2 separate regions of the Homo sapiens genome follow, and region 1 is linked to region 2. Evidence: chromatin loops called from intact Hi-C (ENCODE). Cell type or tissue: Calu3. All regions are shown on one strand. Links, peaks and the distances in the headings refer to the core of each region. The heading gives the core; the rest is flanking DNA.

Region 1 (12,086 bases), core at 1,354-3,853, 51 kb before region 2:
CTTTCATTCTGAATCCTTTTAATACCCGTCTCCTGTTTTTAATAAAATCCTCCCCTTTCTACTTACTGTGTTGGGTACGGAGAAGTGCCTGTAAGAGATAAATCCACTCACCTCATTTTAAATTTAAATTTGTAGATACTGAAGCTTGTATTCATTTCCATCTCTTTCTGGGGCTGCCTAGTTATATTTGTAGACTGTGTATTTTCTTTCCTCTTTCTTCTTGGTCTTGCCCATCTTTAAACCATGTTATTCATCATCAAAAGTTTCTGAAATGGCTAATAAGGAAAAGGTGAACACTTTCATTCAAGTTTAAAAACACACCAGTATCTCTGGCTTTTTTTAATTTTTTAATTGGATGGTGTAAACGAAATCAAGCAATAGAATGTGATTCTTACAATCATTTGTAAATTTAAGTTAACTCTGCTTCTATTTCTTTTGGGAATTTCTGGCTATCTTTTGATTAAGCTAACCCTCAGTATGTTTTCTCACCTTCAATCATTAGCTCTAGTGAAGAGCTAATGAATTTCCCTGTTAGGGAACAAATCGGTTGGCCTGGTATTGAAAGTAGTAGTAATAAACTTCTGTCAAGTTTTTTAACTCCTAGTGAGGAAAATGGATGTGGAGAGTTTAAGAGTGTGAACATTTTAAGAAACTTTAGCTTAAGAAACTATTGGGTTAGTATATTTTGAGATTTGTTTAGACTGCCAAATTTAGAGACATTTTAATTATTCTTTAGCAAAACGATTAAAAGGCATTAAAATAGGACATTAAGGCTTAAAGGGTTTTTTAAAGGGTGATGATGATGAATGAGATTGGGGAAGAGGAGTGGTACCTGGTGCTGATTGGCAAAGGGTATGTTTTTTCTTTGAAGCCTCTGCTTTTGTGCCAAGTTGGAATTAATGGCACTTAATGGATTTCTAACTTTTGCTGCAATCTGGTGTGGTATTTCTTTTCCCAACAACCTCATTCCCTTTAACAGAAATGGCTACCAACAAGTCCTAGGGTTAGATAAAACGTTTGCAAGAGTTGATGAGTGCCTTTTAGTAGCCACTTTTGTCTCTTTTGTTATTCACAAATTGTCTCAAAATTTTGTGATCCGTTTCTGTTTTGTACATTGAGTGCTGTATGTCTGTTCTACAGTATTCTAGTTTCTGAGGTTTCCCCTCTCATGCTACCAATATTACTGTGTTATGTTTACTATCATAATTTTGTAGATCTTGATTATGTCTCCCCTCTGCTTTTGTCTTGTAGCCTTGAGTACTAACCTTAGATTATGTTTACAGAAAAACCATTTCATCTATGTCATTATTAATTTTTGTTGCTGTTTTTTCCTTTTGCATAGTTTATAATTTTTGATCAAGTAGTATAGAGTATTCTAGGCATAAATGCACTATAGCTGCAGCACAGAGCAATGATAGCTAATATTTGCTGACAGCTGTGTGTCAGACACATGATGTTTACTTGACAATAACACCTTTAATCTTTATAAGAACCCTATAAGATAGGTATTATTATTAACTTCCTTTTGCATTTTACATGTGAGGAAGTAGAGAGGTTAACTTGGCTAAGTTTAAGCAGCTGTTAAGCTTCGGAGCTTAAATTTGAACCTAGGCAGCACAGGCTCCTGAGTACTTTATAGGTCAGAGGCCTGTATTTTATATATGTGGCTCCATCATTTACTAGATATGTGTTCTTTGACTTGTTATGTAACTTCTTTGAACCTTAGTTGTTATATCCTCAGAATGGGGAAATTGATCCATTCATACTTCACAGGGTTGTTAGGAGGATGAAATAATACAAATGACAGATCTTTGTAACACAGTAACAGCGTATTATGTAAATATTTCATCATAACATTATTCAACCACATTTTGTTCTCATACCTACTGTGCCAGATGTTTTTATGAGCACCGAAAATCCAAGATAGAGGGTCACCAGCTTGTCTTGGTTTTAACACTGGAAGTCGCATAACCTAGGAATTCCCTGCATTAGTTTCTTATGCCTGCTGTAGCAAATTGACACAAATTTAGTGGCTTGAACAACACACATTTATTACCTTACAATTCTGTGGATGAGAAGTCCAAGATATGTCTCACAGGGCTAAATAAAGTTAAGATGTCAACTGGGCTCGTTCTTTTTGGAGGCTCTGAGGGGAGAATCTTTTTCTAGAGGCCACCTGTATTCTGTGGCCCCTTCCTCACATCAGCACTCCAACCCTTTTTTCAGTCCTTATGTCTACTAATGACTGGTCCTCCTGCCTCTTCCTCTTATAAGGACTATTGTGATTACATTGGGTCCAGCCAGACATTCCAGGATAATCTCCCTATCTCATAATCCTTAATTTAATCACATCTGCAAAATCTCTTTTACTATGTAAGGTAACATATTTAGGGATTAGGATGCAGACATCTTTGAGGGGGGCGCATTATTCAGCCTATACCCTATACCATACTCCCTCAGTCCTGGGCAAACTGGGAAAGCTGCATCACCCTAAAGAGGAAAAAAACATAATTAGTGGATATTCTGAGTGTGTCCCTTAATTAGTAAAACCTTGTGCATCCACCTTAATTGTCTATAAGTTATGTACATGTGCCAATATAGTAATAGTATATTAGTGTATGTAATTAATGCAAGTTAGATATTTAAGAAAAATGAGAAAAAAATAATAATTTCTGTTAACGGTACCTTTTGTTCTCATTAAAATAATAATTTTTAGTGAGAGCTATGTGATTGACCTACTAGATTATTTTATGTCATAGTATAGAAGAGGAATAGCTTCAACTACTTAGGAGTCAGCCCTGTCATTTTCTTGTTGGCTGTGCTTGCATTATTAAATTCTTTGCAGTAATTTTTTTAAAAGCTGCTTCCCGATGTTGTGAGGGTCAATTCAGTTAAAACTGAATAATTCCTAAGTCTACCTAACTGGGGAAACATAAACCACAGTGAATCATGGTGTGCTGTAAGTAAAACCCATTGTTTGTGGGACTTCCACTCTTTCCCTGGGTTTCTGTATGAATCCTTACATTAATCTTAGTAAAACTTATTTTTTAAAACTAAACAAATCTATTCTTCCTTCACCCCAAAGGATCATCTTGGAGAAGCTTATATTTAGACTTTCGGGAAGAGCTTGACATTTAAACAAGTCTCATACATTTGGCAAATATAACAGGTACTTACAAAGGTTTTTAGGAACAGCAAAGGAAGAATTCATATCCTACTTGTGGTTCTGTCACTAACTGTATGTCTTTGGACAAGTTACTTCTGTGAACCTCAGCTCTCATCCATAAAATGGTCTGCAGGATGGATAGTTCACAATGAGCGAATTTTGTTGTAGGCAGAGAGAACACTTACCCAGTTATCTAGAGCGTGAGTGTATGTGAGGAGAGATGGGAAGGGAGGCTAGAGCTAGGTTTTGAAAGGATTTGATTATCATGCAGATGAATTCTAATTCTAACCACCTGACAGAGGATGAGTAAGTGAAGTGGTTTAAACTGGAGAACAGGAGCATGAGGTCACATGGATCTTTTAATTAGATTGCTGTGGAGGGTAAAGTGGAATGTAGGGGACGTACTTTGGAGGCACGAGGTCCTAAGTCGTGGTCCCACTAGAAGAGAGTTGATATCTAAATCAAGATGTTGGCCTTTTTGTCCTTAGTAGTAATTTTTCTGAGTATGTCAGACCAGTTTTTATCAGTTTAAGAGGTTTATTTCCTGGTTTGTGATTACATTTCTGTACCCTTTTGCTTTTTCTCTCATGATTGCTGGTCTATTAATATACATAAGTGAGCAGAAAAAAATTTAAAAACTAGAACAATATATAAGCTGTTTTTTCTTTTTTGAGGTGATGAATAGAGCATATTGGAAACATATCGATAAAACATTTTGAAAATTCCCCAGGAAATCTGGAGGAATTTTTTTGCTTGTTTCTGCTTCTGTCTCTAAACTTTCAAGGTACGGAATCTATTTCTTTTCTGAATAATATTTGAAATAAATAAAATAATAAAACAATCCCACTTCTCCAAATCATTTGATGCCTTTTTTTTCTTTCCTTGAATAAACCAATGAAAGATGACCTTTACAAAAATGATTTTTTTAGTGGAACTTAATGTGAAAGACTGAGGAAAAAAAGTTTATCTTTGCTCTAGGATATATATTCTGAAGAAAGCACCTGGTATTTTTATTTATAAGAGGTGTCGGGTCATACAGTGTCAGATCCCTTCAGACAAGTTAGATGAAGCCACTTAATAGGAAAAGGTCTGTGAAAGAAGGTGTGTGACATCTTTGCATAACACTTGAACACTGTGTCCAATAAAAGACGGCAAATGACGTGTTTCATGTTGGTCCTTTATGTTATTAAACATTTGAGGATATACTGGAATGGAAGCAGGCAGTAGGGTTGACAGGCAATGGAAAAAATAAAAGGTATCAGCTCTTTTGAGTATTGGTTATTTCATTTTTCGTTTGTTCATGAACTTGTACATCACTCTTTCACTTTTCTCAACAGTCTGAATGGAGAAAAGAATCAATATGTATAATTAATATTCTTATGCTTATAATGAAAGGGAAACTTATAAAAATTTAAGTGCTTTATTATTCTCAAGTCATCTTCAAATAGAAACACCTGTATGTACGTGATGCTTTTGTTTAGTAGTTTATACATAACTGGAAAGAGATGAAATCTCTTGAAACTTATCTACATGTTTTAGATTATACTTTAGTGCCAGTTGTATGTTATGTTTTTCAAGGCCATATTTTAGACTAATTTAAAAGTCAAATTGTACATGTCACAAGGGAATAGGAAATTGCTTTTGAATATTTGCAGTATAAGAGTGTTAATCCTTTGGGATGAATTTGTTTAATAAATGCAAGTTTTTTTGAAAGAAGATTTGGTTTTAGGACTTTATAATTAATTGCTAGTTAAAATTATTTTATATTTTACATGAAAGTGACACCTGGCTGTATCAGAAAGTATTCTGTAACATTAATACGGTTCATAGGTACTAAGCTAATTTTGTATTATTATGTAGCGTTTGTAATCTACTGGAGAAAAAACATGTAAAGGCTAAGAACAGTGCCTCACTCGTAGTAAGCACTACTGTATGAGTTATTCATTGACTCTAGCTACTTTGGTAATTTGTTGAGTAGAAATAAGATGGCCTAGGTTTCAGAGTTAAAAATGGGAATTTATAAATCCACTTAAATATTATTTGATTATTCACAATGTATTTGGTGTGATGAAGGATACAGAAGAATTGTGAGACTTGAGCTCTGTATATAAGCTGCTTGTTACAATACAGATAGTGGTGTAGTGTGAAAGGCATAAAACTATGTCAGAGCTTGGTTGTAGTTCTTTCTTTTCATTGTTAATATGAACATTTATTGAGTGATTATTTCTCTTCTAAGTACTAAATACTATTCAGTGTAATATGCATTAAATTATTTTATTCTCTGTATAGATGTTTTAAGGCAGACACTCCATTTTAAAGATGAAGAAAGGTGGGCACAAAGAAGTTAAGTTCTTAACAGCTTGCCCAAGTTCTTACAGCCAGGAAGCAACAGAGCCAGAACTAAGAAGGCCAGGTTCTAAGCCTGTGTTCTCTTAACCGGTATGCTGTGCTGCCAGTTGGCTGGTAGATGGTCTTGGGCAAGTTTCTTCACTTTTTCTAGTTAATAATTTTATCTGGCAAAGTGTCAGTTTTTTTCATCTGAAAATGTGGGTGCCTGTATTAGCCTAGGAAGGAATGGACATTGGAATTGTTCATGAAACTTTTAAAAGAAATACGCATACCTAGGATTCTTACCTTGTAGATTTTGTCAGTAAGTTTGTGATACTCTTTTATGCATTCAAGTCTGTATTACTGTATTAGGTGAACTCAGTTTATTTTTTATATGTCTAACATTCTAAGATACTTGATTTGAATGTTAATAAACAACACATAAAACTGAACTGCATAGTAAGTGCTTAAGAGGAGAAAATGAGGGCTAGAGTTCTCAAGGAAGGCTTGACTTGGGTTTAAGGGAAATGTGTGGTTTATAAACTCTGCTTCTGTGCAAACAGGAGCTTCATGAGCTGAAATAAGATGTACTGGTGTTGATAACATGAATAATGGCTATTTCTTTGTGTGTGCATGTGTATGTCTGTCTGCCTGCTTGCAGTGGGTAGATGGCACTTAATTGTCAAGGAGAAAGAGAGTTATGAATGGAAGAGATAATCTAGTTGATATGGGTAAGAGTGGTAGTAAACAGAAAAGCCTGAGGAGAAAGAGAGAGATTTCAGAGATTGTGGTAGATTTTGCAAACCAGTCCAAAGAATTAGATAATAAAGATTCAGCAAGAAAAGTGGTGTTGTGAGAACATTATTTTGACATAATTGTGCTAGATTTGTTTTTAGAGGAAGGAGACTTAGAGGGGTGAATACAATTGGCTTTCCACATCCACAGATTCAACCAACCTCAGGTTGAAAATATATTTTAAAAACAATAAAAATAACAATACAACAATAAAAATACAAATAAAAACAATGTTGTATAACAGCTATTTACATAGCATTTACATAGTGTTAGGTTTTAAATCACCTCTAGATATTATATGGGAGGATATGCATAGATGTTTTAAATCACCTCTAGATATTTTAAATCACCTCTAGATACTTATATGGAAGGATATGCATAGATGTTTTAAATCATCTCTAGATATTTTAAATCACCTCTAGATATTTATATGGGAGGATATGCATAGGTGATATGCAAATGCCATTTTATGTAAGAGACTGGAGCATTCTCAGATTTTGGTATCTTCGGATCCTGGATCCAACCCCTTCTGGATCCCAAGGGATGACCGGGCTAAAAAGCCCTTGGAGTAATTGAGGCTTGTCATAAGAAGGACTTCATCTTGGCAGTAGAAATAAAGAACAGGGTACAATAAATAGAGATTTTTGAGGAGGTAAATGATTTAATTTTGTGAAAGGTTGGCAAGCTGGCAGTAGTGCAGTGCAGTGCAGCAGATAACAGCATTAGGCTAGGATTCTAAATAACTGGATTTTAGTTTGCCTCTAACCAAACTCTGTTCAACATCCCCTTTCTGTTGTCCATCTCAATGCAAAGAGATATTTACTTAGGCTTCAGTGTGCTGTATCCTATACAGGATTCTGGTGGACAAAACAAAGTAACTGCTTTCTTGGAGCACACTGTCACTGAGAGTACATTCTAGGGCCTAAAATTATGAATCTGTGAAATAAAGTTCAATGAGAAAAGAAATGTTAAGCATTTTTTGTTTGTTTTCTGTTTGTTTGCTTGTTTGTTTTAACTTGGGCAACTAGAAGAATTGGTGGTGGTCAAAAAGAAGTGGAAGAGTTGGCAAAGGGCTTGGAAGGGGAAGGAGCTGTTAGTTGGAGGTGAATGGAATATCCAAGTGGAGACATTTTATGGGCACTTAAAAATGCAGACTTGAATGCAGATAAAATTTGGCCTGGAGTGCCAGGCACGGTGGCTTATGCCTGTAATCCCAGCACTTTGGGAGGTCGAGGCAGGCGGATCACCTGAGGTCAGGAGTTCGAGACCAGCCTGACCAACATGGAGAAACCCCGTCTCTACTAAAAAAAATAGAAAATTAGCCGGGCATGGTAGCGCATGCCTGTAATCCCACCTACTTGGGAGGCTGAGGCAGGAGAATCACTTGAACCTAGGAGACGGAGGTTGCGGTGAACCAAGATCGTGCCATTGCACTCCAGCCTGGTCAACAAGAGCGAAACTCCGTCTCAAAAAAAAAGAAAAAAAGTTGGCTGGAGTTATCCTCGTAAAGCAGAGGTCCCCAGCCCCTGGGCTGCGGACCAGTACTGCTCCGTGGTCTGTTAGGACCCTGACCTCACAACAGGAGGTGAACAGCAGGTGAGTGAGCATTACTGCCTGAGCTCCACCTCCTGTCAGATTAGCAGCAGAATTAGATTCTCATAGGAGCATGAACCCTACTATGAACCACACACGCGAGGGATCTAGGTTGTGTACTCCTTATGAGAATCTAATGGCCCCCCACCCCATCCATGGCAAAGTAGTCTTCCATGAAACTGGTCTCTGGTGCCAAAAGGTTGGGGACCGCTGTCATAGAGGGAATCATTTTTGAAAGAGAACATTGGACTTTTGAAACAGAATAAAGAAAGGTGCCAAGCATAGTAAAGCTCTGAAAGAAAGGAGGAAACTGGAAAGGATGGATGGAAAGAGATTTAAGGAAGTCATTTAAGTGGTCAACAATATAAAATGTCTTAGATAAGTTTGGAGAGCTTGAAAACTGAGAAACTTTTCAAAAGAGGGAAGTGATTGATAGCTTTTGGGAGTGGAGAATAATAGAAGATATTTGGAGAGCTGGTAGGCATGAATTCCACACATTTGTTTGGTAGCCAGGAGATGTAGAAGAGTACATAAAAAAAAAAAAGTTAACATGTAGAGTAGCTTCATACTTGTATGCTGCAACCCATTTTACACAGTGCCACTGGATTTGTCTTACATGCAGCTTTGATTATGTCAGTCCCCTGATGAAATATCTTTCAAAGGCTCCTTGAAGGATAAAACTTTAAACCTTGATAATTTTTAAATGCCTGCAGTCTGACCCACACTTACTGTTGTAGCTTTATTTTCTGCTTTTCCTAATAGAGACTTTGTTTGAGCATGACTGATCTGTTGGCCTGGTAGTAATTTATTTGAGGACTATTTTTGTAGTCTCTAATTGAAAATTAAGGTAACAAAACTACTGTCACTTGTGTTTTAGAGGCTAAATACACTGTACCCAATTTCTGAAAATATATTATTATCAAGTATAGGGCATGATTATTTCCAGCATCTTAGAGGACAAATTGTATTGGCTGAATTTCTAATGGTAGGTTATAATGGTAGGATATAAAAACAGAACATATCACATTTGTTTACTAAGTGCTTCTCTATGTTGGATCAATGAAATTATGGGCCAGTTTAGTGAAACAATTTTCTAATAGAATTTGATATGTGGAATATTAAGCTAAGAAAATTTAAGACCCAATCCTACATCAGAGTGAAGTTAAAAGTCAGAACTACTGAAATGCAAAGGTTTAATTAGAAACAGGCACTAGAACATAGAACTTTCTCAGCTAAGCTGTACAATTGCACGTGATTTGACTATGGACTGTTGATGCAGCCAAATAGAATAAAAACTGCAAGGAGAAAGAGGCCCAGTATGCTCTTACCTATTAGCAGATAGACCAAGCAGAAGAGAAGCAACCTTAAAAGAGCTCCAGACTGATACGTGGTTTAGAAGAATATCTGTCTTTTAATAAAACATTGTGATGGAGAGAAACTAGGTTGCTTAAGCAAAGGCACTAGAGGCCTGGTGATCTTTTGGTCTTGTTTTATTACCAGTGTTTGACCAAAATGGCTTCCACATTATTCACCCATTTCCCACAAGTTTCTCAATACTTACAGGATTTCAGTAAATTTTTTCAGATATCCAGGAAGTAATATTCAAAAACTACAATTTTCACTGATAACTTTAACCATACTGCGCTAATTGAGTGGCTGGCACTATATTTCTGTACAAGGGATTAACTTTGAATTTATGTTTAAGAAGCAATTCTTTGTTGCCTAGTTTAGTTATTTCTTTTACCACAAAGTGTTTTCTCATTCTTCTTTTTAAAGCTCTGAAAAAGCTTTTCTAATTCATAGTTCAAAGTAGGAGCTCAATAGATCATCATGCTGGCAACAGGGCAGTGTATTCTCTGCCTTGGAGTTGCTTAGTCTTATGTGAGAAACAAAAATAAACAGTTAATTTCATTTCAGTGTGTATGTGCTCAGGTAGAGATAGCCAAAGGGCTGTGGGAATTTAGAGCGGGCCACCCACCAACCCCAGATTGTGGAAATCAGGAAAATGTTTTAGACCCTTATTAGTTTCTTGCCCCAAGAGAGAAGAATTATAGGTATTGAGTTATGTTTTAGATAGTGGGAGTGGGAGCAGGTACAGAACATTCTTGAAAGAGGGAACAGCATGAGCCAGAGACATGAGACAGCACAGTCTGTGTTCAAGGAACTATTACAGGTAGCTCTGTATCGCTGAAGCATAAAGTGAAAGGCAGGGAGAGTGACAGGAAATATGAAGCTGAAGACTTAGTAGAATTTTAGAGATTTTTAAATAGCATGTGGAGAGAAGCTTGAGTTTTGTCATGTAGTTAATGGAGTCTGTAAAAGGTCTTAAGCAGGGGAATGGTAGTGTGATAATTTACTGTTAGATTTTTGGCAGAGGTGTGAATGGTTGATTTGCAGACGTAGCAAGTTAGGAATTAGGGAGATCTGTTAGGAGGTTGCTCTAGGTAAGAGATAAGGGCTTGAGTTAAGGCAGTCAGAATGGGGATTGAGAAATGATTTGAAGAAATTTAGAGTAGAATAAACAAGATGGTCAAGGGAGGGTGAAGGCAAAGGAGTAGTCACAGGTGTTTTTCAGGTTTCTAGTTTGAGGACTGGGTAGATAGCAGTACCAGATGGTGGGATCAAGGATATAGGAGGAAGAGATTTGGAAAAGGAAGCTAATGTATTCAATTTTGGATTTAGATGTTTTTGAGATACCTTGGAATATGAAGGAAGAGAGATGCAACTTTTAAATGAGCTTTGTTTATCCTCAACATTAAGGTAGGGTATCACAGAAGGGTTTTAAGGAATGGACCAGTTAGGAAAAGATAAGGGCTGAAGATAAAGTTTCAGTAGCTGTCAACTAAAAACCATGAGAGTACGTAAGTCTCCTATGTAGAATATAAAGGGAAGATTTCAGAACCAAACCCTTGGAGCATCAGAATTTAAATAGTGAACAGAAGCAGCATATCAAAGGAGACTCAGAAACAAGAGTCAGTGTGAGATGAAAAGCAGAAGTGTGTAATTTGACAAGTCAAAGAGGAGATGGTTTAAGTTAAAACAGCAGTCAGAGGTACCACATGCAGCAGGGAAATCAAAAAAAGCTAACTTCTGCCACACCATACTAGTCTCAGTGGTACAATGAGGACAGAAACTAGATTTCAGCAGGCTGAGGACTAAATAGAAGGTGAAAACATTGAGATTACAAGTATAAACTACTGTGAAATTTGATAAGTGAAAGTAGACAGAAAAGGTAGTGGCTGATAATAACTGACATTTCAGCACATATTCTGTGCCAGGCTAAGCATAGCATATACATTTATTTCAGTTCCTCCTAATAAGTCAATTTTACAATGTTGATACTGAGTTGAGGCATATAGGCTGGCCTGCCTGCCTTCCGTCCTTCTGTCCGTCCGTCCGTCCTTCCTTCCTTCCTTTCCTTTCCTTTCCTTTCCTTTCTTTCCTGGCAGGGTCTTGCTCTGTCCCCCAGTCTGGAGTACAGCAGCATGATCACCACTCACCGCAGCCTTGACCTCCCTGGGAACTGGTGATTTTCCTTCCACCTCAGCCTCCTGAGTAGCTGGGACCAGAGGTGTGCGCCACCATGCCTGGCTAATTTTTGTATGTTTTGTAGAGACGGAGTTTTGCCTTGTTGCCCAGGCTGGTCTCTGACTCCTGATCTCCTCTTAAATTTGTCCATACTCTTGGATTAAAGTATTAATCTAATTTTTACAAATAAGGAAACTGAAGCTCATAAGTTGCCCATCACTCACCTTGCAAACTTAGATCTCTCTCCAAATTGTTGGATTTTTCCATATTGCTACGTTTCATGTTTAATATTTTCTAGCCAACAGATAAATGAAAAGAAAGGTAAGAAGATAACACTGTTACATTCACTCAAGAATTGGTGATACTGGTCAAAGCTAGATACAGCATAATACAAAAATAAAACAACTATCACAAAGGAGAAGTTCTGATTAACTACTTCATGATTTTCGTAGTGGCAACAAGTGATAAATATGAAGGCCGTGTAGTAGTGGCTAAGAGGCGCAGGCTTCAGAGTCAAAAAAATCCAAGTTTTAACCCCCGGTCCCTCACTTATTAATTACAGGATCTTGAACAAGTAATAAAACCTGTATAGGCCAGGCACAGTGGCTCACACCTGTAATCCCAGCACTTTGGGAGGCCAAGGCGGGTGGATCACTTGACCCCAGGAGTTCGAGAC
Region 2 (18,027 bases), core at 8,898-11,397:
TTTTAACTCTAATCAACTTTTACTTAAATCTGTTTTCTAATATGATTGCTTTGTATTCGTATTGCTTTCCAAGCTTATCTATCACTTATTTGTAACTGAAACTCCCTTCTATAACATTAATGGTATAAATTATGATTATATCCCTATGCCAGGGCCAAAAATCTGTTAAACTCACAAGATACTGAAATAGTAGAAATGAGCTTTAATGCCTGTGATTTCCCATGAGCCTAAGAGCAAGCACATTTTGGCTTCCTGTGAGCCATTGAGAAATCCTGTGACTCTAAAGAGTTAGAGGAAAGTTTTATGACACTCTCCATTTCCTCTTTAAGTCCTTATTTTAAGATGTGTTAAACTATTGTTTGAACAATCTAAATTTTCTCAAGAGTGAAATGAAGACATTGACTAAGAGTTGGTAAAGTATATTGAAAGCTTGAATAAAAACGTCTTATAAATGTGGTTAAAATTTTGGTAAGCATTACAGTTATTTTCCTTGGTTTATATTTGTTTGTTAAATGGTTTCTTAATCTTACATGCTTTTTGTGAACATGTTTTAGATATATGATTCATATTTATCATAAAATGTTTTAAATGTCAGCTGACTTTGACAGGACATAATTTGAGCTTTTAAATATGTTACCATTGGAGCTAGATCTCAGCATAATTACTTTTATTTTCGTTTTTAACAGATTATCCACTGGATTATAATACTGGAGAGGATAAATCCTCAAAAAATCTTCTTGGTTCTGCTACAAGTGAGTATTTTGAGGATTTTCTATTCATTCTACTACTTTTTCATTCTGACACACACAGACATTTTGTCATGGTATGGTTGAGGAGAATTCTCCCAGTGTTGAACTTTGAGTTGAAATAAAAGATACTGTCTTTTGAAAAGTATTTTTATAGAAATGCGATAAGAATATATGAAAAGAAAGAGGAGAGAGACAAATGCAATCGTAATAAAGGTGTTTCTTCTACTCTAATTAGGCGCTGACATTTTGGGACAGATTCCTTATAGTGAAGAAAGGGCTATGGATTTTCTTGGGGAAAGAATTATTAAAACAGTCATACCACAGTTAATCTATGGGTATGGTTAGTTTGCCATTTAGTTACAAAATATAAAGGGTGCTCCTACCATCATGATAATGAATACCAATAAGAATACTAGTAATAATATACTCCTTGTAAACTAAGAAACAATGAATAAGATATACTGGTGCTTTAGTTTGTTGTTATTCCAAAGTCGAATCCCAACCTAGTGGTAGGCTCACTAAGGAGACTACTAGAAAGACCATTACCTGACTGACACTTTATTTTTCATGGTTAGATTCTGTGTAGGTATATTTCAATGATGTTTTTGATTATTTCTGAAAAATGTAAAATTAACTACAAGTAGTTTTCTTTTTATTTGAAAATTATTAATCAAATTTAATAAAAACAAATCTTAGTAAAATCGAAGACTAGTTGCGTGTGCTTGTCACTTTTTGCTCTTAGTGAATTGAATTGTTGAATACCGATGTCTGTGAACATTGACTTTGTAAGTTTTTTAGCTATTCAACCAGTAGTCTAAATACTTAGGTTGATATTTTGTGTAGCCACAGTATATAGAGTTAAAATTACCTCTTTCATCTCTCCTTCTAGCCTTTTCTTTCTTTCTTTCCTTTCTTTTCTTTCTCTTCCTGCCTTCCTTGCCTTCCTTGCCTTCTTCCCCCTCCATAGAAGAGTATAGACCTCAGTGGACTTTTTAGGGGATGGGAAAAAGAGTGTTAAAAATACCTGTAGAAGGAAAATCTTTTGTGATTACAAAGTAATATTCAACTTTATTACATATCAGTTCAGTATATTTTGTTTTACTTTATTGCTAGGCTTCTGACTTTCTAGATATTAGTGATTACTTTTAAATAGGATTCCTAGCTATCTAGTTATTGATATAAAAATAAGTCTTATTCACTGCTATGTGATGTATTTTTTAGGAGTGAAAGAAATGTCTTATCTGTCTGGATATTAATGTTTTTGTTTCCCTTAATTTGCATTTTATATGTTACATAGTAGTCATTATTCTGCCATTTATGTAGCTCAGTAATGTTGAATTAGCTCTGAGGAAGCATTATTATTTTATGGGGTCAGAAAATAGCCCCAGACTAAAAGATCTCTAGCTTCTGGTAGGTACTGGAAAAAAGAGGACACCTTAAGGAAATAATGTCTTATTGTAGTTTCAGATAAAGGAAAAGTGTGTTGATATTCTGGATTTTCTTGCTATATCTTCCTATGTGGTTAACTTCTAGATGCCATTAAAACCTAACCATAGGCCAGGCACAGCGGCTCATGCTTGTAATCCCAGTACTTTGGGAGGCCTAGATAGGCGGATGACCTGAGGTCAGGAGTTTGAGACCAGCCTGGCCAACATGGTGAAACCCCATCTCTACTAAAAATACAAAAATTAGCCAAGCATGGTGCGTGCGCCTATAATCCCAGCTACTCCAGAGCTGACGCAGGAGAATCGCTTGAACCCAGGAGGCGGAGGTTGCTGTGAGTTGAGATCGCACCACTGCACTCCAGCCTGGGGGACAGAGTGAGACTCTGTCTCAAAAACAAAACAAAACAAAACAAAACAAAAACCTAATCATATATCAGGGGAAGACATTTCCCTGTTTGTATTCATGTCTCTGATCAGTATATCAATTAATTAGACATAGAATCTTGTTTAGATACTTCTGTTTGGATCTTTCTCCTTGAAGGTATATCACTTAATTTTCCTTTTACAGATCTCTGGGAGGGCAAGGTTATCTTCCAGTGTTCTAGGTATTGAAAGAATTTATACAGTGAGATAAGATGGGTGGGAGGATGTCAGCTGAGTCTCTAAAATGAGATTTAAAATGATCTCCACCTCCTGAAGTTTTAGAACAAGAGAGGCAGTAAGAGCTGAGTGATAAGACTTTATTGTCATAAAACTTTATAGACTTGGCCTAACACTGCTGCCTTCTGTATCTGTGTCCTTCTACTCTTCTCTGAAGTTTGGGACTGAATTAGCTATAGCCTCCAAGGTGGTATAACTTGAAGAAGTAAATAATAAAGTGGAATCAGAACTTCAGTAGTTCTGATTCAAAGAACTGGTCTTTGGCACAAGAATGTCTTGAGTTTGACTATAATCATCACTGCTTTCTAAATTAGCTTGAAATTGGCCCATTTTGAAACTAGTTTTTTTTCTTGTTTTTAATGTGTACATAGTATCCACAAGCTAGAATTGTCTTTAATCTTAATAGAAACTCCTTTTCTTTTTGCTCTCAAGTAGTTACTAGTTATAGGAAATATGTCACCAGAATACTTTGCCTGTGCTGAGAGTTGGATGTCAAAGAGCATCCACACTGCATAAACATTCTTGATATTATATAATTTACTTAACTACTAAAAAGGGAGAAGCTGTTATCTTAGAGCAGCATTCTTGGCTTTGTGTGTATGGCTTCCTGATTCTTTTGTTTACATTCTTGAACTAAAACATTTAAATCTTTTACATCAGCAAGATTTCTCCATATCACTCTGATTTTCTTGTTCTTTGTCATGTGAATTTGCCAGACCTCTGCCTACTTTGATATTGGCGCAGGTCTGCCTTTGCTCTTAAATATGTGGTTTTGGTTTTTGTTAAAATCACCCTATCTGCTAAAGGGAGATAGGTGCATGTGCATGTTGAAGAGAAAATGTAGTTTTTACTTCTCAAGTATTTTTTGTGGAAAAAAAGTAGATCCTAGAAGGACCATTTTCCTAGAAAATGTGGGCATGCTTCAGAGATAGTACACATAGGAGGAAGTCTTTTTTTGTTGGTTTATCTTCTGTTGTATTATATAAACTCTTCAACTTCAGCAGCCTGGAAAAATGTTTGTTTTCTTTATCAAAAAGAGACATTGGAGCACTGAAGACTGAGTAAATAATATGGAGATATTTGGTCTTTAGGACCAAATATTAGGAGCATTTTATTCCTAAAGGAATGAGGCGGGATGAATAAGTTGCCCAATTCAAAAATTTAAAAGTTGACTAATCCAGGAGAAATTAGGGATATTTATCTCTAGTTTGGCAATTATATTCAAAGATGTCATTTTAGTCTATTCTGAAAGTTTTTTAATGGCCAGATAATCATGGTGTATACAAACTATCATGTGTTTAGATACAAATTGAAAATAGAATAGAATATTCACAATTCTGCTTTCTCTCAAAAGACAAAAAAGATACATTAGGCAGTGTTCTGTAAACATGGGAAAATTATTTTAGGTTAAATGGGCTGAGAAGAAATTTGCTAAATTTTGCTTTTGTTACCACGTTTCCTGAAATGATGATAATAAATAATATTTTAAAAGGGTGAATAGAAGGATCTTTATTGTAGGTACTGGTGTTAAAATTTAGGTTCAGAAATAATACTGTAAAGCTACTTTCTTTACACAGATTAACACATTTATCTTCTTGAATTATTTAATAATGAATGTCAAAAAATTCGAAATCTCATATAAGATCTCACTTTGAAACAAAGTATATAAACTGTTGATTGCACAATTTGGGTTTTGTGAAGCAGTCAGTTTTGACTATAGGTGGCAGTGTAGGTGGGGCATCATAAATAATATTGCAGTATTGGTTGGCATTATAAAGGGTGTATGAGGAAATAACAGTTTCCATTCCAGACTTCATCTTGGTTTATGAGGGAATACGGAGTTTCCATTTTTGTTATCTCATACCGCAGCATCTCTTTAGCTTAAGTAAGAATTAAGGCCACTTCTGTTTATCAGTTTGCCAGGTCAAAGGGCAATATTAAAAATGTTATTTAAACATTTTAAAATGGCAAATATTGAGCCTTTGTGTGTTACAGTAATGATTAGAAACAAAGTACCACTGCTTTGTTGACTTTCAGCGTATACACTCATAATTTCGTGAAGATCAACATTATGGCTGATTCCTAGCTATCACTTTAAAGCAGTTTGAAATCTGCTACTATTTCTCCCATCCTGAAGCATATATTTACAGGATGAGCTCCAGGCAGCACTCTTTGGTTTACTTGCAACCTTCCTGATGTAGTAGATTTTTCTCTCTTAGATCCTTTTCTACTTTTCACATCTCTGGTTTTCATTGAAAATATGATGAATACTCTGTGGATCGCTTTAGGAAGGGAGATTAAGACAGAAATAATGTATGATGATTAATATGTAGCCCCTGCCAGATCTTAGTATTTTAATAGTAGGAGTATCTGATACCAAAGAATTAACTTCTAGTGGAATTTCAAAGGTTAGACTGGGAATGAAAGTTAATTTCACTTGAAATTACATCACATTACTGGAAGGAAGGTCTTCTATTCCCAGTACCATTTTTTATGGAGTTCTGATATTTTGTTATGCTCATGTATAAATATATCTATGTAGATATTGAGGTTTGTACCACTTTTTTCATGTAAATATCCTCCTTCAAAAGAGAAGTAGGGTTAGCAGGTATGCAAATTGCTTTTTACAACACTTTGTTTTATGACCTTGACTTTTCATTAATCTGCCCCATACCTGTCCCCAGCCAATTAACTAAAGAATTTGTATGCTTTATGATTTAAAAAGATTGCTGTTTTGGTCAATGAGTTTTTTAAAAGTCATCAAAGAGATTTGATTCTATGCAATATCAATTTAGAATTTAACCATATTACCATAGATATGATAGGCTAATCATTGAAAATGTTTTCTGCTTTTTTTTGGATAATCTCTGTTTTGTTTTTACCTGTGATAATCACATAATGTAGGAAAAGCATTTGCTTTTTTACACTTTTTTAAAATTTTAAACTGTAGAGAATTTTTAAAGAAAAATAGGTTTTTCTGTAAAATAAGAATTTTGGTCATCACATTTTTTTCCCTGTCCCAGTACAGACTGTATGTTGAGTTATACTTGAGTTTATAGTATGCTGAAGACAGTGTTTTGGTAAAGTGTCTAGGGAAGTTTTACAAGAAAAGTATATTTAAGGCCAGGCGCGGTGGCTAACAGCTGTAATCCTAGCACTTTGAGAGGCTGAGGTGGGCAGATTTCCTCAGCTCAGGAGTTTGAGAGCAGCCTGGGCAACACAGTGAAACCCTGTCTCTACTAAAATACAAAAAATTAGCTGGACGTGGTGGCATGTGCCTGTAGTCCCAGCTACTCGGGAGGCTGAGGCAGGGGAATTGCTTGAACCTGGGAGGCAGAGGTTGTTGCAGTGAGCCGAGATTGCACCACTGCACTCCAGCCTGGGCAACAGAGCAAGACTCCGTCTCCAAAACGAAAAGTATATTTAAATATAAAATTCCTTTTGAACATAAAAATTTAGATACACACTTTACACTTTTGGCTAAAATTTATTTGTGTCCTATATTGGACTTTAGTTGTGAGGTGAATACAAAAGTAACCAGTCAAAAAATGCAAAAGATCATTCTAAATGATTTTTTGACTATCTGATATTAATTTATATTAGAATATTTAGGTATTTGGTACTTTTTCTGATTGAATTTTGTTTTAGATGCCATTCTAAATATGGTGAATATTGCTGCTAATATTCTGGGAGCAAAAACTGAAGACCTGACAGAAGGTACCTAATCATTTTATGGGTCTTTTAAATAGCTGGTACTCCAGGGATCCTTATATTTAGGAAAATCAAGTAATGAGTTAAGAAAATTTGATTGTTTACATTTAGAAATATAGAAATAATTCAGAGGAACTTACCAATCTTTATTATTCATTGTTTATTTGAATTTCACAAGTTCTGTTTTATAAAAGAATACTGTCTATATAAAACTTATGAATTTGCCTTTTGACTTCTCCTAGCTCTAATATTAATAGCAATGATTTTATTCCTTATCTCTTTACCGAGATTTTGATGTCCTAATGGTACTTCAAGTATGTTATTCTTTTATGTGTTAAATAGCTACTTGATTTAGAAAGCCATCTTTTCCTTAGAGAATGACAGATGATAATATTTTTGGCAAGAAGAAACAGTCTTGCCTTTTTGTTTTTTTAAAAAATGCTTAGATCCAAGTGAACACTTAAAATGACTCATTTATTTCCTCTCATTTAACAACTCTTTCAGTATCTAGAAGGCATATTAATCACGTAAGGTTACACAACATTCATAGTCACCTGACTTGATTTAATTATCTGAGAAATTGAGAAACGATATATATTACTTGTGATCTTATATGATCATTTCTTCCTAAAAGAACTTTGATTTTTTAAGAAAAAGTCTGCAGTAGCAAACCTATTTGGCTTTTTTCTTCTCTTCCAAGAAATTTGTTTTAGTAAAATATTTTCATGGTACAGCTTTTAAAATTGAACTCAACATTGGGCATCTTTCTTAAAATAGGAAATAAAAGTATATCTGAGAATGCCACTGCCACAGCTGCACCTAAAATGCCTGAATCAACTCCTGTTTCAACTCCTGTTCCATCTCCTGAGTAAGTTATAATGTGATATTAAATAGAATTTTGTTACAATGGAGAGATAAGTATATTAGTATAAAAAAAGGAATTTGTGATTTGTGTGTGAAATGATTACCTGTAGAGAGCTCTGAATCATAGGATAGACATTCTGTGGCCACTTAGAAAATCTGAGTTGCTTCTTCCCATTAGTGTATATGCATACTGGGAATATAATTCAGATCAAACTTTTTTTGGGGGGGGTATTATATATTACTTTCATTATTCACAACAGTGACTCTTTTCCATACTGGAAATAATTGACCTTACTCTGCAGGTATAGGCTTGAGGACAAATTTTAAAGGCCCCCCCTTTTTTTTATTAAGTTCAAGTTTAAAAGCATTGATCTGTGGTATCCCTAGAAAGCTACCAAAATACCTAGAGCAGTGGTTCTTGAATAATGTATTTGCCACACAGCAAGCTCTTAACTGTTCCATTTCTCTGAATCATGTAGGCCTTTCCCCAGGTTGCAGTGGGGACACTTTGGGCAGGGATGTATCTAAATAGGTAATAGATATATCTTTTACCTTTTTTGTCTTTTCTGCCAGAGGTGGTTACTTTAGTTGGTACCTCTACTTCTTACCTATAATAAATAATAAGCTTATAATGATTTGGATAATCAGGTAGTTATTGTAGACTTAATTTATGTATATTTCATTAGATACACTCCCTACAAAACTTTGCAAGTCCTTTATCTTAGAACAACTCTACTTAAAGAGTATAAGATATTTGAAATGAACCACTTAGTTCAAGATAGTATGTAATGAGACCTGCAGTGGGTATGCTTTGAACTGCAATTCCTGAGAACTATACTATTTCAAAAATGATATTTTGATGCTTTGAAAGGCATAGTGAGAAAATTATATTATCCTGTGTTAATCCTGAAAGTTACTGGAGATATTTATTGGGTAATTAGAAAATATAGCGTATGTGTTATTGATTCTGAAAAGGACCTAAGAAATCTATTGGGGATAGAGACATTCTTGGTGTTTCTAATTATGTGGAGCTGTGATTGCTGTTCCTGATTTTGTAACTAGGTTTCTTCAGTTAACAACACGCTATGTCGTATTTTTCAAAACTAAATAAAACTGATTTGGTTTTTTATATATATATGTACACACTTTCATACACATATGTGCACAAGTAGGAATATTTGTTGAAAGCTGTAGTCACAGGCTAACGTAGCAGTTTTTATTTTTCCATATTAGTTTTTTAATAGATATTTTTGCATAATTTCTTATTCAGTATTTCTTCATGTTTGTCTTAAATTCTTTTTAATGCTTTTGAAGTAATCTTTTGAAGCAAATATGTGAAAATGAAGGAATCCATGATAGGATGTCACTGTTAAAGTTACGGAAAGCCAACTTATTTTCTTTTCCTAGGTTTTAGTAGGTTTTGCCATGTGAATTTGAGAAAAAACTTTTAAAGTATATTTCTGATTACAGTGTGTATGATGGGATATAACATCTGTATTCAGTATTTTTTACCAAATTCAATATAATTTTTCTCTCTCCCCTTCTTCAGACATTACTTGTTTTTACTGTCATAAATTATTTGGTAGAAAAGCAATATATTACCTGAATATGTAAGAAATATTATTAGAGACTAAATATATATGGCTATAAATATCTTTTTATTTACCGAAGTGTAGTCTAATTATGTTTTAATTTGGTCCATTTACTGTTTTACTACCAAAATGAAAGTCTACATCATAGATACTATTTTATTACTTTCTTCTGTCTTTGCTATTGTGACATTAGTCTTTATTTGAAGACATTTCCTGGCATGCTTAGTAATTTTTCAGAATGGGAAAATGTGTGTTTGAGCATAATTATTTTTGGTATTGAAATTACCATATTTTTTCATATTGGACTTTTTATGTATAAGGCTACACCCAGTAATTAACTATCTTTATCTTGGAAGGAATCACAAGCATTATAATTTATAACACTGTCCCCATAAGCTTCATCCCCCCACTCTCCTGTATGCCACATACATACTCCACAGCCTCAAAATGGGATAGAATATTAATAGTGGCACTAGTAGTTTAATAGCAGCACTGTTAGCATATCATAAGCCAGAATTGTTATTAAAGTGGTTAGGTATTTGGCTTAGAAGATTAGCCTAGATGATAGCAAAATTATTTTAGGAAGGGAGATATGTTTCTTGTCCTTAAAGTAGATAATCCTATGTGTGTAGGTGTGTGTGTGCGTTGTGTGTTTAATGCTGTATTGGAGTTCCTCAAATCATTCTTAGAAAAATTATGTTTGAGACCAACCTAGCTGCCTTTTGAAAATAGGGTATTCAAGTACAAAGTGCACTCATAAATATTAAGAATCCTAGATTCTAGTTTTAGCTCTGGACCTTATTTAAGCTAGTTTATTAAGCTAGCTCTTAGTTGGCTTAATTTCTGATGTGTAAGGGATAGTGAAGCTTGTAAAGATTCAGTGAATATTTATGAGAGGAAAGGAACACTACATTCAGTGAATGGAAGTATTCACTTAGAAACAATTCTTAAACAGATTAAAAGAAAGCAAGTTTGATATGGTAAATATGGTGGTTTGAGTCATCTGGCTAGTCACTTGATAAATAGTATTTCTCTTATCATTTCTGAGCAGTATTTGTTTTTATAATAAAAGTGTTTTGTAGGTGAAACATTTATCCAAAAACAAATTTCTTCTATATTTCCAACCTTTTATCTTCTGTATGGATACATTTATTTTTCTTTAACATATTTCAACTTTAGACTTCTAAGTAAGTGATTTATAATTATGATATATGTATTTCTAGGTATGTAACCACTGAAGTACACACACATGACATGGAGCCGTCAACACCAGATACTCCAAAAGAGAGTCCCATTGTACAGTTAGTTCAAGAGGAGGAAGAGGAGGCAAGTCCATCTACAGTGACCCTTCTGGGCAGCGGTGAACAGGAAGATGAATCATCACCCTGGTTTGAGTCAGAGACACAAATATTTTGCAGTGAACTGACCACAATTTGTTGTATTTCTAGTTTTTCAGAATACATATATAAATGGTGTTCAGTTAGAGTTGCTCTTTATCGGCAGCGCAGCCGAACTGCTTTGAGTAAAGGAAAAGATTATCTTGTGTTAGCTCAACCACCCTTACTACTTCCTGCGGAATCAGTAGATGTTTCAGTATTGCAACCTCTGAGTGGAGAATTGGAAAATACGAATATAGAAAGGGAAGCTGAAACTGTTGTTCTGGGTGATTTAAGTAGTAGTATGCACCAGGATGACTTGGTGAATCACACTGTAGATGCAGTTGAACTTGAACCAAGCCATTCTCAAACTCTTTCTCAGTCTCTTCTTTTAGATATTACCCCAGAAATCAATCCCTTGCCTAAAATAGAAGTATCTGAGTCTGTTGAATATGAGGCAGGACATATACCATCACCAGTGATTCCCCAAGAGAGTTCTGTTGAGATCGATAATGAAACAGAACAAAAGTCTGAGAGCTTTAGTTCTATAGAGAAACCATCTATTACCTATGAAACAAATAAAGTTAATGAGTTAATGGATAATATTATAAAAGAAGATGTGAACTCCATGCAAATTTTCACAAAGCTGTCTGAAACAATAGTGCCACCAATAAATACAGCCACTGTACCCGACAATGAAGATGGGGAAGCCAAAATGAATATAGCTGACACAGCAAAGCAAACTTTGATTTCTGTTGTGGATTCTTCTTCATTACCTGAAGTAAAAGAAGAAGAACAGTCTCCAGAAGATGCCCTTTTGAGAGGGTTACAGAGGACAGCTACAGATTTTTATGCTGAATTGCAAAATTCTACAGATCTAGGATATGCTAATGGAAATCTTGTACATGGATCAAACCAAAAGGAGTCAGTATTTATGAGACTTAATAATCGTATTAAAGCCTTAGAAGTTAACATGTCTCTCAGTGGTCGCTATCTGGAGGAGCTTAGCCAAAGGTAAGCTTTATTATGAATTAGCACAGTCAGCTTCACACAGTGAGTTAAGCAGCATAGAGTATGACCTGTGATTACAGGAGAGGATTTAATTATCTCATGATATAATAGAGGTAAGCGCAATTTTAGCAAGAGAGAGAAAGAAAGCTACTTGAATGCTGATCAGTGCCTTAATGAATTGATTTTTTGTTTTTAATTTTAAAAGTACTTTCCAGTGACAAAACACTTTTATTAGGCTGGCAACAAGTTTGAATTATCTATACTCACTTTCACCTTTTTTCGGTTGCTTAACTTTAGCCACTTTTTCTGCTTGATTCCCAGAGGGCTCATGGAAAAAAATGATAGTATATAGACCTTAAAGCTTTTAGTGGAATTTGACCAGATATCACTTAAGAGTTTAGATAAGTGAAGACAGAGATGGACTGAACTGGATGATTGGGCACATTTGCAGTTTGCTCTCTTTTAAACAGGTCTCGGCATCCTAGTTCTAGTTGTAATAATTTCTGCTTTTAAGTGCCAGAGACAGTGCCAATTCATTAAGACACCAGGCCTGGCTTTTTAAACCTATTTACTCTTTTTTTTATCCTCTGTGTGTCCATTGTCTGTCCTTAGGGCTTCTCTACCAACGTTTTGCAAACATCTAGGCACAAGTGTCCAGAGTTCCTGAAACACCACCTTTTCTTACATCTCTTAAATTGAAATGCCACTAATAAGGTGTCACCAAGGCAGTCTTATATCTGAAGTAGGAAATTTTTCTAATCCATACATAGAATTAATTGGCTAATCATGTGTGTGTGTGTGTTCATGTGTAACATGCCCACTTAGCTACCCCATACCTGCTCTTACTTTTCCCTACCTCCATCTGCATCCCAAGGGAACCACAGAAATTACTAAATTTTACATAGCAGAAGATAAATAGAATTGTATTGCATAGGCCTGAATAAGAGTCACTTTCAGAAAAATAGATTTGTCTCATATATCAAAATCAGAAGTATGTTTCCATTACTAAGTGGAATAAGTAAGAAATTAAAGCTGATTTAGACCAATTCTTACTTCATAGGTACCGAAAACAAATGGAAGAAATGCAAAAGGCTTTCAATAAAACAATCGTGAAACTTCAGAATACTTCAAGAATAGCAGAGGAGCAGGTTGGTTTCTACATCCCTTATTTACTTTTTATATAAATTTCCACTGAATTCTGTAGGGTCTCACTGGTAAACAGTAAGTATTGTAGTTTCACTTTTTCCCCCTGCTAGCTGGTGTTTAAGCCTGTTATATTAATGTGATGTCATGTTTGGAAAGTTACATAGCTATTAGCATCATTATCTTCTGTAGAGAAAGATTTGTTTAATTTTTTTTTTAATTATACTTTTAAGTTCTAGGGTACATGTGTACAACGTGCAAGTTTGTTACATATGTATACAAGTGCCATGTTGGTGTGCTGCTGCTGTACCCATTAACTCGTCATTTATATTAGGTATATCTCCTAATGCTATCCCTCCCCCCTCCCCCCACCCCACAACAGGCCCTGGTGTGTGATGTTCCCCACCCTGTGTCCAAGTATTCTCATTGTTCAATTCCCACCTATGAGTGAGAATGTGCAGTGTTTGGTTTTCTGTCCTTGTGATAGTTTGCTCAGAATGATGGTTTCCAGCTTCATCCATGTCCCTGCAAAGGACATGAACTCATCCTTTTTTATGGCTGCATAGTATTCCATGGTGTATATGTGCCACATTTTCTTAATCCAGTCTATCATTGTTGGACATTTGGGTTGGTTCCAAGTCTTTGCTATTGTGAATAGTGCCACAGTAAACATACGTGTGCATGTGTCTTTATAGCAGCATGATTTATAATCCTTTGGGTATATACCCAGTAATGGGATTGCTGGGTCAAATGGTATTTCTAGTTCTAGATCTCTGAGGAATCGCCACACTGTCTTCCACCATGGTTGAACTAGTTTACAGTCCAACCAGCAATGTAACAGTGTTCCTATTTCTCCACATCCTCTCCAGCACCTGTTGTTTCCTGACTTTTTAATGATTGCCATTTTAACTGGTGTGAGATGGTATCTCATTGTGGTTTTGAATTGCATTTCTCTGATGACCAGTGATGATGAGCATTTTCTCATGTGTCTGTTGGCTGCATAAATGTCTTCTTTTGAGAAGTGTCTGTTCATATCCTTTCCCTACTTTTTGATGGGGTTGTTTGATTTTTTCTTGTAAATTTCAGTTCTTCGTAGATTCTGGATATTAGCCCTTTGTCAGATGGGTAGATTGCAAAAATTTTCTCCCATTCTGTAGGTTGCCTGTTCACTCTGATGGTAGTTTCTTTTGCTGTGCAGAAGCTCTTTAGTTTAATTAGATCTCATTTGTCAATTTCAGCTTTTGTTGCCATTGCTTTTGGTGTTTTAGTCATGATGTCCTTGCCTATGCCTATGTGCTGAATGGTATTGCCTAGGTTTTCTTCTAGGGTTTTTATGGTTTTAGGTCTAACATTTAAGTCTTTAATCCATCTTGAATTAATTTTTGTATAAGGTGTAAGGAAGGGATCCAGTTTCAGCTTTCTACATATGGCTAGCCAGTTTTCCTAGCACCATTTATTAAATAGGGAATCCTTTCCCCATTTCTTGTTTTGGTCAGGTTTGTCAAAGATCAGATGGTTGTAGATGTGTGGTATTATTTCTGAGGGTTCTGTTCTGTTCCATTGGTCTATATCTCTGTTTTGGTACCATTACCATGCTGTTTTTGTTACTGTAGCCTTGTAGTATAGTTTGAAGTCAGGTAGCATGATGCCTCCAGCTTTGTTCTTTTTGCTTAGGATTGTCTTGGCAATGTGGGCTCTTTTTTGGTTCCTTATGAACTTTAAAGTAGTTTTTTCCAATTCTGTAAAGAAAGTCATTGGTGGCTTGATGGGGATAGCATTGAATCTATAAATTATCTTGGGCAGTATGGCCATTTTCACGATATTGGTTCTTCCTACCCATGAACATGGGATGTTCTTCCATTTGTTTGTGTCTTCCTTTATTTCCTTCAGCAGTGGTTTGTAGTTCTTGAAGAGTTCCTTCACATCCCTTTTAAGTTGGATTCCTAGGTATTTTATTCTCTTTGAAGCAATTGTGAATGAGAGTTCACTCATGATTTGGCTCTCTGTTTGTCTGTTATTGGTGTATAGGAATGCTTGTGATTTTTGCACATTGATTTTATATCCTGAGACTTTGCTGAAGTTGCTTATCAGCTTAGGGAGATTTTGGGCTGAGATGATGGGGTTTTCTAAATATACAGTCATGTTATCTGCAAACAGGGACAATTTGACTTCCTCTTTTCCTAATTGAATACCCTTTATTTCTTTCTCCTGCCTGATTGCCCTGGGCAGAACTTCCAGCACTATGTTGAATAGGAGTGGTGAGAGAGGGCATCCTTGTCTTGTGCCAGTTTTCAAAGGGAATGCTTCCAGTTTTTGTCCATTCAGTATGATATTGGCTGTGGGTTTGTCATAAATAGCTCTTATTATTTTGAGCTACATCCCATCAATACCTAGTTAATTGAGAGTTTTTAGCATGAAGGGTTGTTGAATTTTGTCAAAGGCCTTTTCTGCATCTGTTGAGTTAATCATGTGATTTTTGTCTTTGGTTCTGTTTATATGATGGATTACATTTATTGATTTCCATGTGTTGAACCAGCCGTGCATCCCAGGGATGAAGCCAACTTGATCGTGGTGGGTAAGCTTTTTGATGTGCTGCTGGATTCGGTTTGCCAGTATTTTATTGAGGATTTTTGCATCAATGTTCATCAGGGATATTGGTCTAAAATTCTCTTGTTTTGTTGTGTCTCTGCCAGGCTTTGGTATCAGAATGATGCTGGCCTCATAAAATGAGTTAGGGAGGATTCCCTCTTTTTCTGTTGATTGGGACAGTTTCAGAAGGAATGGTACCAGCTCCTCTTTGTACCTCTGGTAAAATTCATCTGTGAATCTGTCTGGTCCTGGACTTTTTTTGGTTGGTAGGCTATTAATTATTGCCTCAATTTCAGAGCCTGTTATTGGTCTATTCAGAGATTCAACTTCTTCCTGGTTTAGTCTTGGGAGGGTGTATGTGTCCAGGAATTTATCCATTTCTTCTGGATTTTCTAGTTTATTTGCGTAGAGGTGTTTATAGTATTCTCTGATGGTAGTTTGTATTTCTGTGGGATTGGTGGTGATATCCCCTTTATCAATTTTTTTGCATCTATTTTTTTCTTCTCTCTTTTCTTCTTTATTAGTCTTGCTAGTGGTCTATCAATTTTGTTGATCTTTTCAAAAAACCAGCTCCTGAATTTATTGATTTTTTTTTTTTGAAGGGTTTTTTGTGTCTCTGTCTCCTTCAGTTCTGCTCTGATTTTAGTTATTTCTTGCCTTCTGCTAGCTTTTGAATGGTTTGCTCTTGCTTCTCTAGTTCTTTTAATTGTGATGTTAGGGTATCAATTTTAGATCTTTCTTACTTTTTCTTGTGGGCATTTAGTGCTATAAATTTCCCTGTACACACTGCTTTAAATGTGTCCCAGAGATTCTGGTATGTTGTGTCTTTGTTCTCATTGGTTTCAAAGAACATCTTTATTTCTGCCTTCATTTCGTTATGTACCCAGTAGTCATTCAGGAGCAGATTGTTCAGTTTCCATGTAGTTGAGCAGTTTTGAGTGAGTTTCTTAATCCTGAGTTCTAATTCGATTGCACTGTGGTCTGAGAGCCAGTTTGTTATAATTTCTGTTCTTTTACATTTGCTGAGGAGTGCTTTACCTCCAGCTATGTGGTCAATTTTGGAATAATTTTGTGGTGCCGAAAAGAATGTATATTTTGTTGATTTAGGGTGGAGAGTTCAGTAGATGTCTATTAAGTTGGCTCAGTGCAGAGCTGAGTTCAAGTCCTGGATATCTTTGTTAACTTTCTGTCTTATTGATCTGTCGAATGTTGACAGTGGGGTGTTAAAGTCTCCCATTATTGTGTGGGAGTCTGAGTCTCATTGTACATTGTAGGTCTCTAAGGACTTGCTTCATGAATCTGGGTGCTCCTGTATTGGGTGCATATATGTATTTAGGATGGTTAGCTCTTCTTGTTGAATTGATCCCTTTACCATTATGTAATGGCCTTCTTTGTCTCTTTTGATCTTTGTTGGTTTAAAGTCTGTTTTATCAGAGACTACGATTGTAACCCCTGCTTTTTTTTGTTTTCCATTTGTTTGGTAGATCTTCCTCCATCCCTTTATTTTGAGCCTGTGTGTGTCTCTGCACATGAGATGGGTCTCCTAAATACAGCACACTGATGGGTCTTGACTATCCAATTTGCCAGTCTGTGTCTTTTAATTGGAGCTTTTAGCCCATTTACATTTAAGGTTAATATTGTTATATGTGAATGTGATCCTGTCATTATGATGTTAGCTGGTTATTTTGCTCGTTAGTTCATGCAGTTTCTTCCTAGCCTTGATGGTCTTTACAATTTGGCATGTTTTTGCAGTGGCTGGTACCAATCGTTCCTTTCCACTTTTCGTGCTTCCTTCAGGAGCTCTTGTAAGGCAGGCCTGGTGGTGACAAAATCTCACGTTTGCTTGTCTGTAAAGCAGTTTGTTTCTCCTTCACTTATGAAGCTTAGTTTGGCTGGATATGAAGTTCTGGGTTGAAAATTCCTTTCTTTAAGAATGTTGAATATTGGCCCCCACTCTCTTCTGACTTGTAGAGTTTCTGCCAAGAGATCCACTGTTAGTCTGATGGGCTTCCCTTTGTGGGTAACCCGACCTTTCTCTCTGGCTGCCCTTAATATTTTTTCCTTCATTTCAACTTTGGTGAATCTGACAATTATGTGTCTTGGAGTTGCTCTTCTCGAGGAGTATCTTTGTGGCGTTCTGTGTATTTCCTGAATTTGAATGTTGGCCTGCCTTGCTAGGTTGGGGAAGTTCTCGTGGATAATACCCTGCAGCATGTTTTCCAACTTGGTTCCATTTTCCCCGTCACTTTCAGGTACACCATTCAAATGTAGATTTGGTCTTTTCACATAGTCCCATATTTCTTGGAGTCCTTGTTCATTTGTTTTTACTCTTTTTTTCTCTAAACTTCTCTTCTCGCTTCATTTCGTTCATTTGATCTTCAATCACTGATACCCTTTCCTCCACTTGATCGAATTGTCTACTGAAGCTTGTGCATGAGTCACGTAGTTCTCGTGCCATGGTTTTCAGCTCCATCAGATCAATTAAGGTATTCTCTATGCTGTTTATTCTAGTTAGCCATTCGTCTAATCTTTTTTCAAGATTTTTAGCTTCTTTGTGATGGGTTTGAACATCTTCCTTTAGCTCAGAGAAGTTTGTTATTACCAGTTGTCTGAAGCCTACTTCTGTGTACTTGTCAAAGTCATTCTCCATCCAGCTTTGTTCTGTTGCTGGCGAGGAGCTGCATTCCTTTGGAGGAGAAGAGGCGCTCTCATTTTTAGAATTTTCAGCTTTTCTGCTCTGGTTTCTCCCCATCTTTGTGGTTTTATCTTCCTTTGGTCTTTGATGATGGTAACGTACAGATGGGGTTTTGGTGGAATGTCCTTCCTGTTTGGTAGTTTTCCTTCTCACAGTCAGGACCCTCAGCTGCAGGTCTGCTGGAGTTTGCTG

Evidence for each region. Peaks named below come from ENCODE experiments on the same cell type or tissue, not always from the same donor. Only the 100,000 strongest peaks of a DNase experiment are listed, where the experiment ranks them.
Region 1: it touches region 2 in a loop (2.6-fold over the local background); 10 of 110 quality-filtered maps call a loop at or near these places.

Annotation. Positions count from the first base shown.
Region 1 is chr1:172,534,626-172,546,711 of GRCh38, forward strand. The region is part of intron 1 of SUCO (SUN domain containing ossification factor); the gene reads left to right. Among named protein-coding and RNA genes, the nearest start is that of SUCO, 7.5 kb to the left of the region's middle. In Calu3, for the core only: no CTCF peak of the experiment used is centred there; no DNase peak of the experiment used is centred there.
Region 2 is chr1:172,578,516-172,596,542 of GRCh38, forward strand. SUCO (SUN domain containing ossification factor) reads left to right here. Exons shown (of 24, transcript NM_014283.5): 15 at 687-752; 16 at 6,503-6,571; 17 at 7,343-7,433; 18 at 10,245-11,411; 19 at 12,469-12,556. Among named protein-coding and RNA genes, the nearest start is that of SUCO, 54 kb to the left of the region's middle. In Calu3, for the core only: no CTCF peak of the experiment used is centred there; a DNase peak (open chromatin) is centred at 10,406.